Linked DNA regions of Homo sapiens: region 2 is linked to region 1. The links are chromatin loops, found by intact Hi-C in ENCODE. Cell type or tissue: testis. All regions are shown on one strand. Each heading gives the region's core, and the rest is flanking DNA. Links, peaks and the distances in the headings are about the cores only. Region 1 overlaps ZNF423 (zinc finger protein 423). Region 2 overlaps ZNF423 (zinc finger protein 423).

Region 1 (2,904 bases), core at 113-2,612:
GTGATCAGTGAGGTCGCCTCAAGATTCCTTCAGTAAAGCCCTCGGCAGGGATACAAGGGCCGTCACAGCTGTGCTGCACAAACCAGCTTCCAAAGGCGAGGATGGGGCTGGCCCACTCGAAGTGGCTCCTCGGCAGAGGGGTGCGAGGCTCGCTGCTGATTTGGAGAACACTTCTCCCGTCCCTGGCTGCCTTGGCCTCCCCTGTTATGAAATATGGATGGTACCGGTTCCAGCGTTCAGAGACTCGCTGGCAGTGTGAGCGTCTCCAAAGGCCCGCCTTGTGCATGCACCTAAACACTTCACTGAGCAATCTGTCAACATGTCAGCAACACATGTTTTGTAAAAAGCTTCCAGTGGGAGTAATGACTCCCACCAGGACTTCCAAAATGCTTTGAATTCAGCAGATTTCTATTGCGGGCATCCCCTGGGGTGCCTTTTACAATGCCTACATTTCAGAAATTTGAGCCACAGACCCCTGGGGGTTTCCTTTCATAATGCCTCAAAATGTAGGGTTATATTGTTGGAAGTCCCCATGGGGTCTTTATTAATACCTGAATTCTGAGGAACTGGAAATTACACAGGGCACTGCAGGGGCCCAGATCCACACCAGGAAGAAGAGAAAAACTCTGTGGGGAGATTTTTTTTCTTCATGCAAGAGTGAAAGAGAAGAATTTGCTAAAGGACAAAATTGAGTGTGTTTGAGCTTCCTTCATTTAATCTGCCTTCTAGAACGCTACAGTAAAATCTGCAACGGGGAAGGGGGGAAATGACTTTTCTATTTTTAAATCTCACTTTGATATTTTAGGGGCCAGAGTATGTTCTCTTTAAACACCCAGTGTCGAAGAGGTATTGTTTAAAAATAAATTATTTTTCTTTTTGGTAATTGAAAACACCTCTGCCGTGCCCCTCTCCTGGGTCTCCCCTCTTCCTTAGAGCTGTTAAGCTCCTGTAGCGCGCTGCCGTCTCATTATCATTAACCGTTTGGGGTCGGTTTGAGATATTGGCCCACTTGCTCCCCTCCCCTCCCCTCTCCTCCTCTCACCTCCCCTCTGCACATTAAAGATGAGAAAATCAACCTTGGAGATGGTCCAATCTCCCGTGCGAACTGGTTTCAAATCCTCGTCGCTGGTTGGGGCCATCAGCGTAGGAAATATCAAGGCTGGCTGCTACTTTTTTGCAAGCATTTTGCTGCTGAAGTCTTGAAAAGACAGAGGGGTGCCTTCCTGTCCCCCACCCTACACACACACGTGCGCATGCACGCACACGTGCATATACCGGCTTCCACGTGTGACTCATCTCAGCCTCCATCACCTGCACACTCACCTTTGGTTCTGTTTTTTTAAAAGTTACAAGACTTAAACATGTTAAGCCTTAGGGTTAATTTAAGCTGCCTTTTTTCATTCTAAATCTGGCACTGACTAGCTTGCTGAAAAGAGGCCTCTCTATTTCTATTACAATCTCATTGACTGGGACAAGAAAATAACATTGAGAGAGCTAACTTACAGCAGCCAAGGCCAAGAAATTCTAAGTTGCTGATAAGACCCTCCTCCCTTCTCCTCCCTCCTCTGCCCTCCTCCCTCTTCCCTCCTCCCTCCTCCTTTCTCCTGCCTCCTCCCTCCTTTCTGCCAGAGTGACTGGATCACACAGGGGACTCAGGAACTCACATTTTCCCCCCTTGGTGAGACTCCCAGACGGTGTTCAACCATCTGTGGTCCCGTGGGCCCAGCAGAGGGGGCCCAAGGAGGGGGGTTTGCCCATCAGGAGCTGGTTGGGTCAGATGCTCACAGAGATCCTCTGCACCCACCCCGAGCAGGCTGATTAATTAAGCAATTGCATCATTGATTCAAGGTTTGTGATTTGGTGCCAGGGCGCTGGCGGCTGCGTTCCTGAGCATTGCTTCCCCTCCCTGGGCTGTGAGTTGCAGGATCCCTTTCCTTTCTCCAGCCTGATTTTCCTCCCCAGTGCCAATCCTGGATGTTCCATCAGGAAAGGAACGGCCCCCTGTATTCCAGCTGCCCCTCCGCCCCAGTCAGGAAGCCCTGTGCCTCCTGGGGTGTCATGATGGGTGGGGCTGTGGGCCATGAGCAGACCTCAGGAGGGGCCTTTTCTGCTCCCAGCAGGCCCTGTGGGCTTCAGCAGGGGCTTGGAGACGGAGAGGGCAGGGAGCCCTGTGGTGCTGATTTGACATTTTTAGCTGAAGACCTTTGTTCCGACCAATTTCCAAGTAGCTTGGGGTTGGAGTGCATTCTGCTTTTTTCTTTTTCTTTTTTTCTTCTTCTTCTTCTTGTTTTTTTTTTTTTTTTTTTTTTGAAATCCTGGGCCTCTTTTTCCTTTTTCTTTCAAAGCGATGAAATAGAATCTGACCCTGGGAATCCCATTCTTGCCATCTCTTTCCCCAAGCCACCCTCTTCTGCCTGATCAAGGAGGCCTGGATTTCCTGGCAGCCTCTGGGTCTCAGAGGGTCTTTGGCCTTGAAACCCTGCTTCTAGCCCAGCCCCTCGCCCCTGTCTTCTGAGGGCTGCAGACTCCCCAGGGAGGCTGATATCCTGGCCTGGGGCCCTGGCTCGGGAGCTGCTGTGGGGTGGGGTCCACTATTTTTCTGTCCTCCTCCCTCTTGGAGACTTTGGCCCTCACTTGGCCTCAGGGTCAGTGGGTGGAAGAGCCGTAAGATAAAAATTTAGCCCACTTCCCAAGAACACAGACTTTTCCTAAGGAGGCCTGAACCAGGCAGCCAGAGCCCCTTCAATTTTCATCCAGTGGGGATGGCATGGTAAGAGCACTCAAAAATAAACAAATCAAAACTGAAAACATCAAAACAACTAAAAGCCGGACAATAGAAATTCCTTTTCCTTGTGAGCCCCAAAGTAAACAATGAAGATACCACCTCTGGGAAAGAGGACATGA
Region 2 (2,904 bases), core at 86-2,585, 44 kb before region 1:
AGCTGAGGCTCGATGAGTCCAAGCAGATCTGAGATATCTGTGAGACCCGCTCTCACAGGAAGCTGCTCTGCTCTTTGTCCCACATTTTCTTCCCGCACCCAGTGGCCAGGTGATTCCTTTAACGGTGCAGGAAATTAATCCTGCACTTTTATAGGTGGGGAAACAGAGCCTGGAACAGCAGGGGCCAACATTGCATTCCACTCACAGAATGCCCTCCACACAGAGTTGATGTAGGATGTTGTTACAGGTGGGGAAACTGAGGCTCGGGGAGAGGAAGTGACTGGCCTGAGGTCATGCCAAGAGTTAGGGACAAAGCTCAGATGAAATTACGTACTTCCTCAGATCCCCCTGCACCTGTCCTCATTTTAGGGTATTTCTCTGCCCTGAGTAAGCTGGTGTTGGGGCGCAGATCCCAGTTGGACCTTCTGTGGGGTGAGGGGATAGTTCACTGGGTCCCAGTCCCCTCAGCTCCATCCCCGTGGGCTCCCCATAGAGAGTCCTTTCCTGCCTTTGATGCAAATTCTTGCACTTTCCTGATAATATTCTGGGCTCTTCTTAACACGAGGGGGTCAGCGGCAAGGCATCTCGGCAATTTATAATTCTTGAAAATTCTGTTTGGTGACACGAGTTAGCATTTAATAGACACCCTGCCACCTCCTCTCTCCCTATTGTGACAAGCTCCTGGCAGAATCCTTTTGAGACTAAGGGTAATTGCACCACGCTGCGAACGGGAAGACCACGTCGCGCTCGAGTGCGCCTCAAAAATGTCTTCACAATAGACAGTCAGGTACGAGTTTGCTGGGCTTCAAGGTAATGATTTAAACTTAATTTGACCCTTGATGAGGGAGCCCATGTTTCTGATCAGATGCAGTCTTTAAGTTTGGGCTTGCCTGCCATGCCTTCAATAGTAGCACAAATAATTCCTTCATAACAAGTGCCTTTCAGAGGATGTCTGCTGCTGACAGCTAATATAGAATTATTGCCCCTGAATGCATTTCTGTAATTACTTCCCAGAGATCTGTCTTTGTGTTAGAAGACATTTCGCACTTTAGTAACATAAGTGTTTTGGGAGAGCACGAGCAATAATTATGAGCAGTCTTTCTGTGAAAATAAACCTAAAAAAATTATAAAAGCTAATGGTAAAATTGGTTAGAGCCAGGGAGGAATTTCATCTGAATTTGATTCATGTATATTTATTCTGAGTATAATAACCTTTCCTGCATGGAAACTTTTTTTTTTAAACAAAAGCAATAATGATACAAAGAGCCCGCTTTCTAATTTTTGAGCCAGACCGAAACTGAAAACTGATTAAAAGTGACAAGTTACTCAAGAATGAAGAAAGAAGCCTGATCGTGGAGCTCTGATAGGAGACATTTGCGGTAATGGAAAATGAAATGATTCACAGTGTGATCAATAAAAAATTAGCAGCATTTAATAAAAGGTTTCTGCTTCATGTTGACTAAAGAACATCGCCAGCAGTTTGAAATCCGAGTTAAGTGATGGTTTGAGGAGGAGCCTGGGGGTGGTGAGTGGGGTGTGGGGTGTGCGTGTGCATGTAGATCACACTGATATTGGCCATCAGGCAGAGGCAGCCAGGTCCCTGGGGTGGGTCTGGAAGTTTCCTTGGTGCGGTTCACTTGACCTTTGGCCTGTGGCTAATCCCCCCATGTCTCTGCATCTCTTTGCCTAGGAATGTGAATCCAGGGGTCCTAGGCTGCCAAACAGGCCTTGCTGTCACTGGCTGGGGGGTCTGAGTGCAGTCCCCATCAAAACCCTGACCCCGAGCTGGGTACACCCCAACCCCGAGCTGGGGACACCCTGGCTGGCCACATGTGTGCTGAGCGTGGGGACACCCCGCCTGGCCTCGTGTGTGCTGGGCCTGGGGACACCCCACCTGGCCATGTGTGTGCTCGGCCTGGGGACACTCCACCTGGCCACGTGTGTGCTCAGCCTGGGGACACCCCGCCTGGCCATGTGTGTGCTCGGCCTGGGGACAGCCTGCCTGGCCACATGTGTGCTGAGCATGGGGACACCCTGCCTGGCTGTGTGTGTGCTGAGGCTTCTCGGACCTCTGTGGCAGACGTGTCATGCTGCCCAGGCCATTGGCTTTGTTCTGTGCCTTGCTTCCAGAATCCAGGTTTCTGGAGACATCAGAGAATGTCTTACAGCCCACTTGTGGGGCTCCAAACACCCTCTTGGGGACTGACGGGAAGTCGGCAGAAAGCCGGCAGACCTGAGCAAGTGGATGAGGGTAAGCGGTGGGGAGACCCCTGGGGTCTCCTGGAGGAGCCAGCTGCTTGCATGGATCCTTGGAGGTGGGCTGAGGCTGCCACCCTCCTCCAGTGAGTGGGTGCCTAGATGGGGGTTTACTGGGAGCGGCTCCTTGGAATCTGAGTGTACTCCTCCTGGGGTGGGATAGCACGGGAAAGCCACTCCACGAGTCCTGCTCCCTTTTCTCCAGGCGCCACTTCCGTATTCCCTGGAACGTGGCTGCGCACCAGGCTGTCTCCATGCCTGGCAACTGGTTAATTTTTAAAGGCTTTTTGTGGAGCCTCTGCACTGCGACTGGAGGGAGAGGGGGCTCCCCTGGCCCTCCAGGCCCACCTGGAGGCTCGTTGGTAGGAGGATCATTGGTGGGAAGGGAGCTGCTGGCTTTTGGGTTATAATAGAGGCCCTAGAGCCGGGTCTGGGGAGTCCCTTGAGCCCCCTGTGTCCCGGGGCAGCAGGCAGGACCAGGGGCCTGCTTCGGGCTTCATTCCTGTTGTCCCATCCCTCCCTGGAAATACAGACCTGTGGCTGGATCTTTAAATGTCAGAGTGGGAAGGGCCCTTCCAGACAGCTTCTTCAACACATCCTTATTAATCACCTGCTGTGTACCAGGCCCTATGCTGGGTGCTGAGAGGT

Evidence for each region. Peaks named below come from ENCODE experiments on the same cell type or tissue, not always from the same donor. Only the 100,000 strongest peaks of a DNase experiment are listed, where the experiment ranks them.
Region 2: a loop joins it to region 1, with 2.0 times the contacts of the local background. A loop is called at or near these places in 7 of 110 quality-filtered maps.

The regions. Positions count from the first base shown.
Region 1 is chr16:49,699,601-49,702,504 of GRCh38, reverse strand. The region is part of intron 3 of ZNF423 (zinc finger protein 423); the gene reads left to right. Among named protein-coding and RNA genes, the nearest start is that of ZNF423, 160 kb to the left of the region's middle. RefSeq lists enhancers at 414-1,095, 1-1,317, 1,778-2,459. In testis, for the core only: no CTCF peak of the experiment used is centred there; DNase peaks (open chromatin) are centred at 154 and 1,584; H3K27ac peaks cover 1,376 bases.
Region 2 is chr16:49,743,453-49,746,356 of GRCh38, reverse strand. The region is part of intron 2 of ZNF423 (zinc finger protein 423); the gene reads left to right. Among named protein-coding and RNA genes, the nearest start is that of ZNF423, 110 kb to the left of the region's middle. RefSeq lists enhancers at 1-68, 1,358-1,939. In testis, for the core only: no CTCF peak of the experiment used is centred there; no DNase peak of the experiment used is centred there.